Regions from separate parts of the Homo sapiens genome. Here all the other regions are linked to region 1. A link is a loop called in an ENCODE intact Hi-C map of the cell type or tissue named here. Cell type or tissue: heart right ventricle. All regions are shown on one strand.

Region 1 (2,500 bases):
GGGTGACAGAGTGAGACTCCGTCTCAAAAAAAAAAAAAAAAGGAAGAAAAAATCTCATTCCACTCAAGACATATTATTGCTAAAAAGAACCAAAGCTAGAAGCAAAGGTAAAATATCACGTTTGTATTAGCAGAGTGGTGATGCCGGGGAGGGAGGGCAGGGGGTGGCAATTACTGCCTTGAGAGTTAAGGAGGAGTTGAAAGAAAAACTTATTTGGAGTATGTTTTCTCCCAATCACTCTTTGTGGCCAGAGATAAAAAACCTGAGAAGATAGGAACAGTTATCAGTAAACGGGTTTTCTCACATTTTCTCATCTACTCTTTCAAATTCTATTTCTGACAGCCAGAGGCACACAAGAGGGGCAAGCTAGTATACTTCTCTTCCTACTTTTTTTTTTTAGGACAGAGGAAACTACCTAATAGAGAAAAGAAATTAGATAGGGTCATATTAGAGCTCACGTCTGATACTGACTCATCTAAGAAACCATCGTGGCCCCAAAAAGCCTCCTACTATTGGTAACTGCCTTCCCTTTTGCAAAATGGGGTCAATAAACTAATATAGTCTTGCTGAGATGTTTGTAAAATCTGAAAATATAAATTATTTGAGAAATATTCAGGTACTGGTTGGAGAAAGAAAAAATTATACCCTAGAAGGAATAAAAACTGCGGTTTCCTTGGTCTCATTTCTAGGACTTGTGTGCAAGGCTAATGTATAAGTTGTCAGTGACACCCAGGAGCCCATTGCTAATGATCCTAAACAAATTTTAGAAATCAAACAAGGCATCATTCTGGCTAATAAAGGAGGTCATAAAATGAATACACCAATTTTCAAGCTACCATTGTGTGTCAGGAAGATTTTTCTTTATGGGGTGAGCACATTAACTTTTATGGTGGTTGATTTCCTTCTGAGAGTAGTAGTGTATCCCATTTAGCAAGACTTTGTGTAGCCTCAAGATGTGTGTGTTGTGTTACTGGAAGATAGAGAGTTAATAAATATGATACAAATTAGAAAGAGTGGCTCATCTGTGGGGAGAAATAAATGAGATGAACAGGGTGATTAAGAAAGGAAGTAGCTTATTCAGTGACTCTGTACTATGGTAAGATCCTCTAGAGCTAGAAGGAGGCCTGGATGTAAGCAGCCGGAAGGCCAGAGATTAGCCACAAAGTAAATACAAGGAAGAATAAATGAAATGAATGAGGTGATTAAGAAAGAAAGTAGCTTATTCAGTGACTCTGTACTGTGTAAGATCCTCTAGAGCTAGAAGGAAGCCTGGTTGTAAACAGCAGGAAGGCCAGAGATTAGCCACAAAGTAAGTATCTGGTGACCTCTAGGGCTTAGCCGGGGAGAACAAGGGTCAAGCTTATCATGGAAGTAATTAATCAAAGGCCAGTTACTATATGCACAAAGTGTGTAAAGAGGCAAATGAGAGGATCTCTGCACTCCAGAGACTTATAATCTATTAGGGAGACAGATATGCACATAGAAAGATGATATTTCATACTCAATATTGGCAATTAAAGGCTAATGGAGTTATAGTCCTGATGTTGCAGGAGCTCAGAGGATTGCTCTGGGCTTGGGTATCTGGGGAAGGAGAAAGGCTATGGTTTTGAGCTAGACTTTACAGAGATAGTGCTAAAAGGTTGGGTGGGTGAGAATGTGTGCAAAAGGAAGTCAGAGAGATAGAGGGAAAAGACAGGAGAGATGGTGCCCTGTGGATTCTGGGACATCTATGGACTCCCTGCATATTCACAAATTGTTCCTTCATTTCTTCCTTTTAAACAACTATATTTTATGTAAGGGAAGATAAGTTCAATGAACAAAAAGAAGACAAAATGTTAAGGAGGCCTTCTAAAAATACTTAACAAGAACAATTCTATTGTGTTGGCTTTCTATGACTTCTATAATTATACTTGCTACCTCAATGCAAGAGATAGGAAAGAAAGAAAAAGTAGCTCTGACTATGACAGTAGCCCTTAGTTGACTAAAATGTGGCAGCAGTCATTCCTGAGAACTTAAGAATAGCAGTAACATCATTATCTGAGATTTGAATTCACTTCAGGCACAATAGAAAATATATTTTTTTAATTTTCTGGACATCTTAGGAGGATATTTTAGATCAGAAATCATGTTGAGGAATTAGACATTAAGCCCCAGGACAAAGCCATTCACATGTCAATCTTTGTTGTCATCTGTCCTATTGCCAACACAGGCCTCAACATTATCAAGCGGACAGAGGGAAAGAATGATAATGTGGAAATGATGACTATATTTTCTGGAAGTGTTAAAGATTGCAGAGATCTTTCCTGGAATTGCTGAATGGTTTCTATCTCCTTAATGAGCAACACCTTTTTAGGAAGGCAGTAGTTGATGTCATCTGGACTGTCGAGTCCTATTAAAGATGAGATCAGTATCAACTCAACTCCTTTTAAGGTAAAATCTTCTCAGCCCTTGGAAAGTTCAAGCCCAGTGTACAAAGCTTAAGTCATGATCTTATCCTTTT
Region 2 (2,500 bases), 320 kb before region 1:
AAATGCAACTCTTCACTCTCTCAGCTTTCCAATTTACAGAATGTTATAGTATTATTGTCTCCTGTTCTCTTAGCCTTAGAGAATTATTATTATTAGGCCAGGTGTGGTGGCTCACACCTGTAATCCCAGCACTTTGGGAGGCTGAGGCTGGATCACTTGAGGTCAGGAGTTCAAGACCAGCCTGGCCAACATGGTGAAACCTGGTCTCTACTAAAAATACAAAAATCAGCCGGGCATGGTGGTGCATTCCTGTAGTCCCAACTACTTGGGAGGCTGAGGCAGGAGATCACTTGAACCTGGGAGGCGCAGGTTGCAGTGAGCTGAGATCACGCCATTGCTCTCCAGCCTGGGCATCAGAGCAAGACTTTGTCTCAAAATAAATAAATAAGTAAATAAGGAGAATTATTATTATTATTCTGTAAGACCAACAGCTGTGTTCTATCTCTTCTACCTAGTCCAGTCTAGGTATTTTGCATATATATTCTAACTCTAGAGTAGTAAGCAGTAGTTGTTATTATTACTTCTAGTTAGAAATGAGGAAACCAAGTTTCAGCAATTTGCCTAAGGTCTCTCAGAGGGTTTGAATTCAGGTATCTCCAATGTCAGAGCGCAGGCTGTAGATCCTGACCTCATTCAAGCATCCACGGTGAAATAATGCTAACAATGACTGTTGATCACCTCTGAGAATTCACTTTGTGCATAGTAACCACAACAGCCTTACGATATAAGTACTATTAGCATTTCTTGATTTTATAGAGGAGGAAACTAGGTCACAGAGTGGTTAAACTGCTCAAGAGCCCAAACCCCTGAGACTGTGTTCCTAAAATTCACCAGACAGTTAAATATTCTCTGTCCACCTTGTGGATTTCCACAATCTTCTTTAAGAACTTCCCCCAACCTTGTATTTTCTTTCCTAGATGGCTTGTTCCAAAAGAAAACAGAAATCTCCTCGAACCAGCCAACCAAAGCAGCGACAATGGATAGAGGATAGCCAGAGTTCAAGTAAAATCATTTTGAAAATATTTTCACAAGAAATCATTTTGCTAGATTACACTATTCTCTGCTTATAATTACCTTCAGACATTCAATTCAGGAATAATGTCAAGAAGGTGCCCATGTAACTAGACATGTAAAAAATGATAACTAGAATTTGCTTTCTAGTCTGACGGCCTGAAATTATGTATGCTAGGGGGAGCTGTTGAACAATTTTAAGGTTTTTATCCATTTGGTATTTTTAGAGTTGCATGTGGTAGTGCTTTGGGGTAGGATGAGCTTGTAATTTTTAATTAAAACCCATTTAACCTCAGCTTGGTAACTTTTAACCAACACAATGTTTTGCTGCAGAAGACATTTTAAAATAAGTTGTATTCATTACATGTGCAGTTAATTTTTATTCATGCAGAAGCATTTATCACCCATTGTTTTTTCTCCTATCACATTTAAGAACTTGATTAAAAGATAACACAACATAGGTGTTAAACCTAAAGAAAGAGGCAGTGTCTCTAGAGCATTATTGATGATGGTAAGATGTGCATCTCATAGTAGTTAACAGAATCTCTAATATAGAGGAAGCAAAGAACCAAAACCTTGGCAATCAGGAAATCTTAGCTCTAACTCTCTTGCTCCACAATTCAGCTAAATGACCTAAGTACTTGTTAATAAATCATGATGCAGAAAATACACAGGACTAGGAAGGTTAGAAAGCAGAGCACCACTTATGCTGAACTGACACAACTTTGGTCATGTAGGCTCAGTCAAAAATAGAAAATGTGATGTAAACATAAAAGGTCACACAATAGGCAGAACTACCCCAAAGTCTATATAATTAGGAATTAAGCACACGTGCAAATATATATCCTTCTCTGAACTTTCATTAGTGGTCTACAAAATTACTTGTTGTAGAACAGTGCCTACATCTACACAAAATAATTTTAGTAGTAAATGCTTAAATTTTTTGAATGAATAAAGATGATCAAGTCCAGCAGTTACAAGTTTGCAGCACTTTTAATACTTGCTTCTTAAAAGAAAATGAAGAAGAATCATTCGTGTGTGCTGAAAGGCGCTGTGTAGACAAATGACAATTTACCAAGATATCACTATGTTGCCTTAATTATTCCCTCGATGCTTCATACATTGCTTCTCCCGTATGGGGTGAATGACTTGAAGTAGGAGGCAATGTCTTTACACGCTGCTCAGATATTTCATGCAGCTGCTAGGGCTGTGCCAGGCAAAAGGAACTCAGTGAACACTTGTTGACTGATAAACTGTGCAGATGAAAATGTGAGCTACTTCCTATGTAGTTTATCCAAGTTTATGGGAACATTCCTGTGGTACGGGGAGAGATATTGCTATATAACTGCTGTTTAAAAGGTGGAGTGAACAACCTAACACCATTTGTTATAATTTACTCTTTGAAAATTACTAAGTCAAATATAATTTTTTTCTTTCCATTCTCAAGTCCAGGAAAATTGTTGCTTATGATTAGAAGATCTGACAGCTG
Region 3 (2,500 bases), 220 kb before region 1:
TACTCCCTAAAAAGACAGAAAAGGAGTAATATGTAGTTTCATACCAGTATAATGGAATTCTGAAAGCTGTTAGCACTTGTATGACTGGCCCTAATCTGCCCCCCAAAATTGTGCTATTTATTTATTTCAACAATCATTTTTGGGAAACCTGCTTAGTCCTCAACATTCCACTAGGGACCAGAGATTCCAAAATAAGTAAGACAACTAGACTGTAATGTCCATTTCCTCACTTTCCAATAGAATCCAGGGATATTTACTAGTACCTCTAATCTTGCCCATCTGAAAAAAAAAATCAAGGTTTTTGTTTGCATGTATAAGTTTTTGCTTAAACTTAAATCTTCGATTAGTTTACCATAACAAAGAACTATTTAAGGGTGATGTCCTTAGAAGGCAAAACAAATTGAAATTATAAATATTATTTTCAGGTAGCACAAATCAATGCCCCTTTAACCTACCACATTTAAGAAAAAGGCACCTCAGTTCTCATATTGCTCTCAAGAAATGCACAAGACTTTTGGGAACTTCATTGATTTTGTAGCACTTGGCCAAAAACACATTCTGTGCAATCATCCACTAAAGGAAAACAAAAAGCAGGCAACTGAGAGAAGAGACCCAGGAGGGCAATGCAAAGTCAGTTGAGTGATGGCCTCTCCCTTCTCATGTACCAGTATTCTACTGCCCTTGACGAGTTTGCTCATTACTCCGGACTGAAGAGTCTTTAGACCGTACCTACCACCATTTCTGGGATGTTTCATGGGGTTTGAGATAACAAAACATAAAAGTGAGGGCAAGATGCTCTTCCTTAACCTTGATGCCCTTCTTCAGCTGAAACACTATTAAAGAACACATACGGTTACACGATATGAGCTATTAGGACCTCACAAATGACCTTTACCAGAAATTGTAGCCTATTCCAAAATAATTATTTTAAATCAGCCAATGTTCTCCATTTGAAGTAGCGCTATTAGTGAACATGGTGTTCTTTCCTACAGCAAAAAGTACTTAGAGAAAGAGACCATAGTGACAAGCTCAGAACTAGACAACACAGGCAGGAAGAACATGCCTGAGGCTGACCACCAGGAGACGGCAGTGCAGCGTCAAGATGCATCAGCCAGCGCCTCGTGGTGTTAACACTCTTCAGCACATCACATCTACTTCCAGTCTGAGACATTAAAATTTGAAGTTTTTATCTGAATAGAGCACTAAAGGTGTGACTTGATGACACACTCTTTTATCAGAAAACAGTATAACAGTATTAGGGTAAATTGAGGATCTGATCACATTCTATTCTAAGGAGCCCTTTGCCCCAGCTGTCTGTCTCTGTGAGCCCTCCATTGGGTGGCCCAGCTGTGGTGGTTACATTCCTGCATACGACAAAGGTACAGCTGGCAAACTGCTTATTTTTCTTGAATCTGGGATGATATCCCATCACCTCTATTACATCACTGCCATTACCACCCCAGGAACAGGCCGATAAAAACAAAAGACATGCATTTTCCAATTCCAAGATCTCTCTGAAAATTTAAAAGAATTTTTAGAATCTAAATTAAAATCTAAATTTGTAGATCATTTTCTGGACCAAGCCCCAAAATCTCTTACTTATTATTAATCGGCTTTTTCTATGCCCAGATTTTTATTTGTTTTTTGCTTTTTTGAAAGAGAAAAAAACTCACATAGTCATGTCCAATGGAAATCAGGATGACCCTACTGGCTTTTCAGTGTGTCAGAATATGATTAAACATTTCAGTAAAAAATTTTACTTCTAATAAATTATCACATTAATTTTCTAAGAGAAAGACAAATTAGCATTCCTAAAGCACAAATTCTGTTGGGTCCTTCCTCTGGTCCCAAATCCTCCATGATTAACTAATGCCTTTAGGGTAAAGTCTAAGATATACCTGGATTTTCAAGCTAGACATGACTAAGGTCAAGGTTCCTAATTTTACAAATTAGAAAACTGGCTGGGCATGGTGGCTCACTCCTGTAATCCCAACACTTTGGGAGGCTGAAGCAGGAGGGTCACTTGAGGCCAGGAGTTCCTGATCAGCCTGGGCAACACGGCAAGATCCCTTCTCTCTTTAAAAGAGAGAGAGAGAGGCGGAGAGAGAAAGAGAGAGAACTGAGGCAGAGTTTAGATAACTTACTAGGGGTCCCCCAGGACCCAGCCCTGTTGACCCGCTGTTGCCTCTTCCTACTGCTCCAAGGTAGCTAAGCAACCTCTTCATCACATCAGGTGGGTCTCGAAAACCACCCCTCTTCCTCAATATTCTGCTCATAGTCCTACTTCTCCATTTCTGCTTAAGCTATATTTTTCCAGGAGGAAGTCTATACACCATTCCATGTCTTCCTTCAATTTGCTCTCTTTCCTAAACTCTTACTATGAGAGTCAACTATTTCATATTTCTTAAACATTTCTTTCAAAGTAGATACTAAGCGCTTTGAGGGCAGAAACCATCTCCTGTATTTGTCTCTCTTGCTATGCCAGGTGCCCTGTCAGGCA
Region 4 (2,500 bases), 50 kb before region 1:
TAAAATGTTCAAACCTTCAGGCCTATACAATCTGGCACCAATGAACCTTTCTAACCCTCCATATTTTCTGATACTCTTTCCCTTTTCCCAATACCTCATGTTCCAACTAAATATCATATAACTGACTATTGTCTGAAATAATCCATACTTTCAAATTCTATGCAATTTGTTCCACTGAGCACTATCACTCTATTCTATCCTTCCTCTCACCCCCCAGTACCCTACAAGGTCCTACCTCTCCCTTTCAAAAATCCTGCATCCTCTATCAAGGTCCGGATTTCATGAGTCATTCCATATACTATAAGCCAAAGTAAATTTTTAAAAATGCTATCACTATTATAATATTACCCATATATAACTACCTGAATATAACTACCTGATACAGTTATTTTCTGCTTATAGTTTATTCCCTTTTGAGGTCCTCTACCAAGTCCCAAGGCTGCCACATGGTACATTCTCATTAAATGCTCTTAAGTGTGTTGAATCATATTGAAATAATGGCTATAGTTTACTGTTCTTATTATTTATAGCATTATCAAAATAATTGCTCTAACAAGTATCTTAAGATCTTAAGTATATCAAAGTTATCATATACATGATTCTTCCTTTACATGGCCTAATTTTATTTTCCCTACATGAATTCAGAGCTTGTTTCTCAGTGTTTTATACCCTTTCAAACTGGCCTTTTATAACAACCCTATCTATTAAGGTGAATAAGGTATGTTTTCTTTCTTTCTTTCTTTCTTTTTTTTTTTCAAGACGGAGTCTTGCTCTGTCACCCAGGCTGGAGTGCAATGGCACGATCTCTGCTCACTGCAAGCTCCACCTCCCAGGTTCATGCCATTCTCCCACCTCAGCCTCCCAAGTAGCTGGGACTACAGGCACCCGCCACCATGCCCGGCTAATTTTTTGTATTTTTTAGTAGAGACGGGGTTTCGCTATGTTAGCCAGGATGGTCTCGATCTCCTGACCTTGTGATCCACCTGCCTCGGCCTCCCAAAGTGGTTTTCTTTCTTAACAGATGATGAGCATCAACACGTTTGCTGGATACAATGTGATAGGCAAAGTGAAGAATGCAAAAGAAATAGTATATGTTGTCTCAGGAGTATGCAATTTTTAGGGAACCATAAGGAGTCATGGTACCAGCTTATAGTGCAGAAGAAAACCGAGGAAAGAAGAGACAAGTGGGAGTTGCAGTGGTGGGGTAGAGGTCCTGGAAGAGGTGGGGTTGGGATATGCCTTGAGGACAGGCAGAAAGTCTGGCATAGCATAGAGAGGAGGGCATTGTCTGCTGAGTGAGGAGCTGTACAAAGCCACATGCTGGCATGCGCAATGAGGAAAGTGGGAGGGATGTGGGCAGGCTAATGGGACAGGAAGGGAAATAGCCAGCTAAACTGGAGTGAACAATCTGTGTTGGGTAGATGGGGCGAGAAGGAAAGTAGTAGGTAGATATAAGTTAAATAGTTTGGATGCAGTCAGCCAATGAGGCATTTTAGGAAAGGCATTTTAAGAAAAACAAACACAGAACACAAAACAAAACAAAAAGGCCTTTAAGGAAAAAAAAAAAAAAACTAACAGGGAGCCATTATAGATTCTTGAGCAAGCGCAAGGCGAGAGCAAGCCTTTCCCTTTATGAAGATTAGTGTGAACACTGATTGCAAAATTGGTTGGAGAAAAGAGACTAAAAACAGGGGAGGGAAGTGAGAGGCCAGCACTGTGTTGCAAGGGGGAGGTGAGGAGGTGAAGCCCTAGGATGTCAGGGAAGGCCTGGAGAGTTGAGGATGACCACAAGGCATTCCAAAGGAAGAGGGAGTCACTGTAAGCTTACTCATTTCCGAATTCACAGCACTTAACAGTTTATAGACACTTAATACATTTTTGATCAATATATAAACTCAATATATAATTGTCTAGCCACCATCCAAACATGTTCTGAGAAAAAATGTTTTCTCTCTCTCCCCTAGTGAACAGAAAAGTCTATCTTCCTTGCTACAGAAGTCACCAGGCTAGAACCCTGGGTCTTTCTTTCACTCCTCCGTTTCCCTATAGTGAGGCTCTCTTCTTCAATAAGTTCAAATTCAATGGTAGGTGTGGTCACAGGGAGAAACAGTGGATACCATCAGGACTCCGAGGTCCCAAGGAAGACTTTCTGAAGGAGGTAACCTAAAATTGCCAGAAGTGAATGAAGAGGGTGGTTGTGAGTGAAGCCTTTCAGGTAGAGGCAGAAGCTTGAACAAGATGAATAGGAGTGAGAAACAGGTTTGTAAGTGGGTACTGATGAGTGGCATTATGTGTCTTGCGATCTGTTTGCCAGCATAATGCTTTGATAAATTGCGTTCCTGCCCCATCCATCACCCAGCACCTACAGGGGAACTGCAAAGGTATGCTAAACAGCAACAATAATCCAGGTATAACTGGAATCAAAGAACCCAGCTCTGAAATTTGCCATAAACTCTGAAAGAGATTTTCACTGTTTCACTATTTATCTACTCTGCAATTG

What was found. Peaks named below come from ENCODE experiments on the same cell type or tissue, not always from the same donor. Only the 100,000 strongest peaks of a DNase experiment are listed, where the experiment ranks them.
Region 2: a loop joins it to region 1, with 10 times the contacts of the local background. A loop is called at or near these places in 35 of 110 quality-filtered maps.
Region 3: a loop joins it to region 1, with 9 times the contacts of the local background. A loop is called at or near these places in 2 of 110 quality-filtered maps.
Region 4: it touches region 1 in a loop (3-fold over the local background); 5 of 110 quality-filtered maps call a loop at or near these places.

What each region holds. Positions count from the first base shown.
Region 1 is chr1:184,241,441-184,243,940 of GRCh38, reverse strand. No RefSeq gene overlaps it. Among named protein-coding and RNA genes, the nearest start is that of C1orf21-DT, 140 kb to the left of the region's middle. In heart right ventricle, a CTCF peak has its summit at 1,324; no DNase peak of the experiment used is centred here; H3K27ac peaks cover 1,024 bases.
Region 2 is chr1:184,562,200-184,564,699 of GRCh38, reverse strand. The region is part of intron 3 of C1orf21 (chromosome 1 open reading frame 21); the gene reads right to left. Among named protein-coding and RNA genes, the nearest start is that of C1orf21, 180 kb to the right of the region's middle. In heart right ventricle, a CTCF peak has its summit at 1,168; a DNase peak (open chromatin) is centred at 2,212; H3K27ac peaks cover 1,311 bases.
Region 3 is chr1:184,464,530-184,467,029 of GRCh38, reverse strand. All of the region lies in intron 1 of C1orf21 (chromosome 1 open reading frame 21), which reads right to left. Among named protein-coding and RNA genes, the nearest start is that of C1orf21, 79 kb to the right of the region's middle. In heart right ventricle, a CTCF peak has its summit at 1,078 (motif pointing right); a DNase peak (open chromatin) is centred at 1,100; H3K27ac peaks cover 929 bases.
Region 4 is chr1:184,291,144-184,293,643 of GRCh38, reverse strand. No RefSeq gene overlaps it. Among named protein-coding and RNA genes, the nearest start is that of C1orf21-DT, 94 kb to the left of the region's middle. In heart right ventricle, no CTCF peak of the experiment used is centred here; no DNase peak of the experiment used is centred here; H3K27ac peaks cover 50 bases.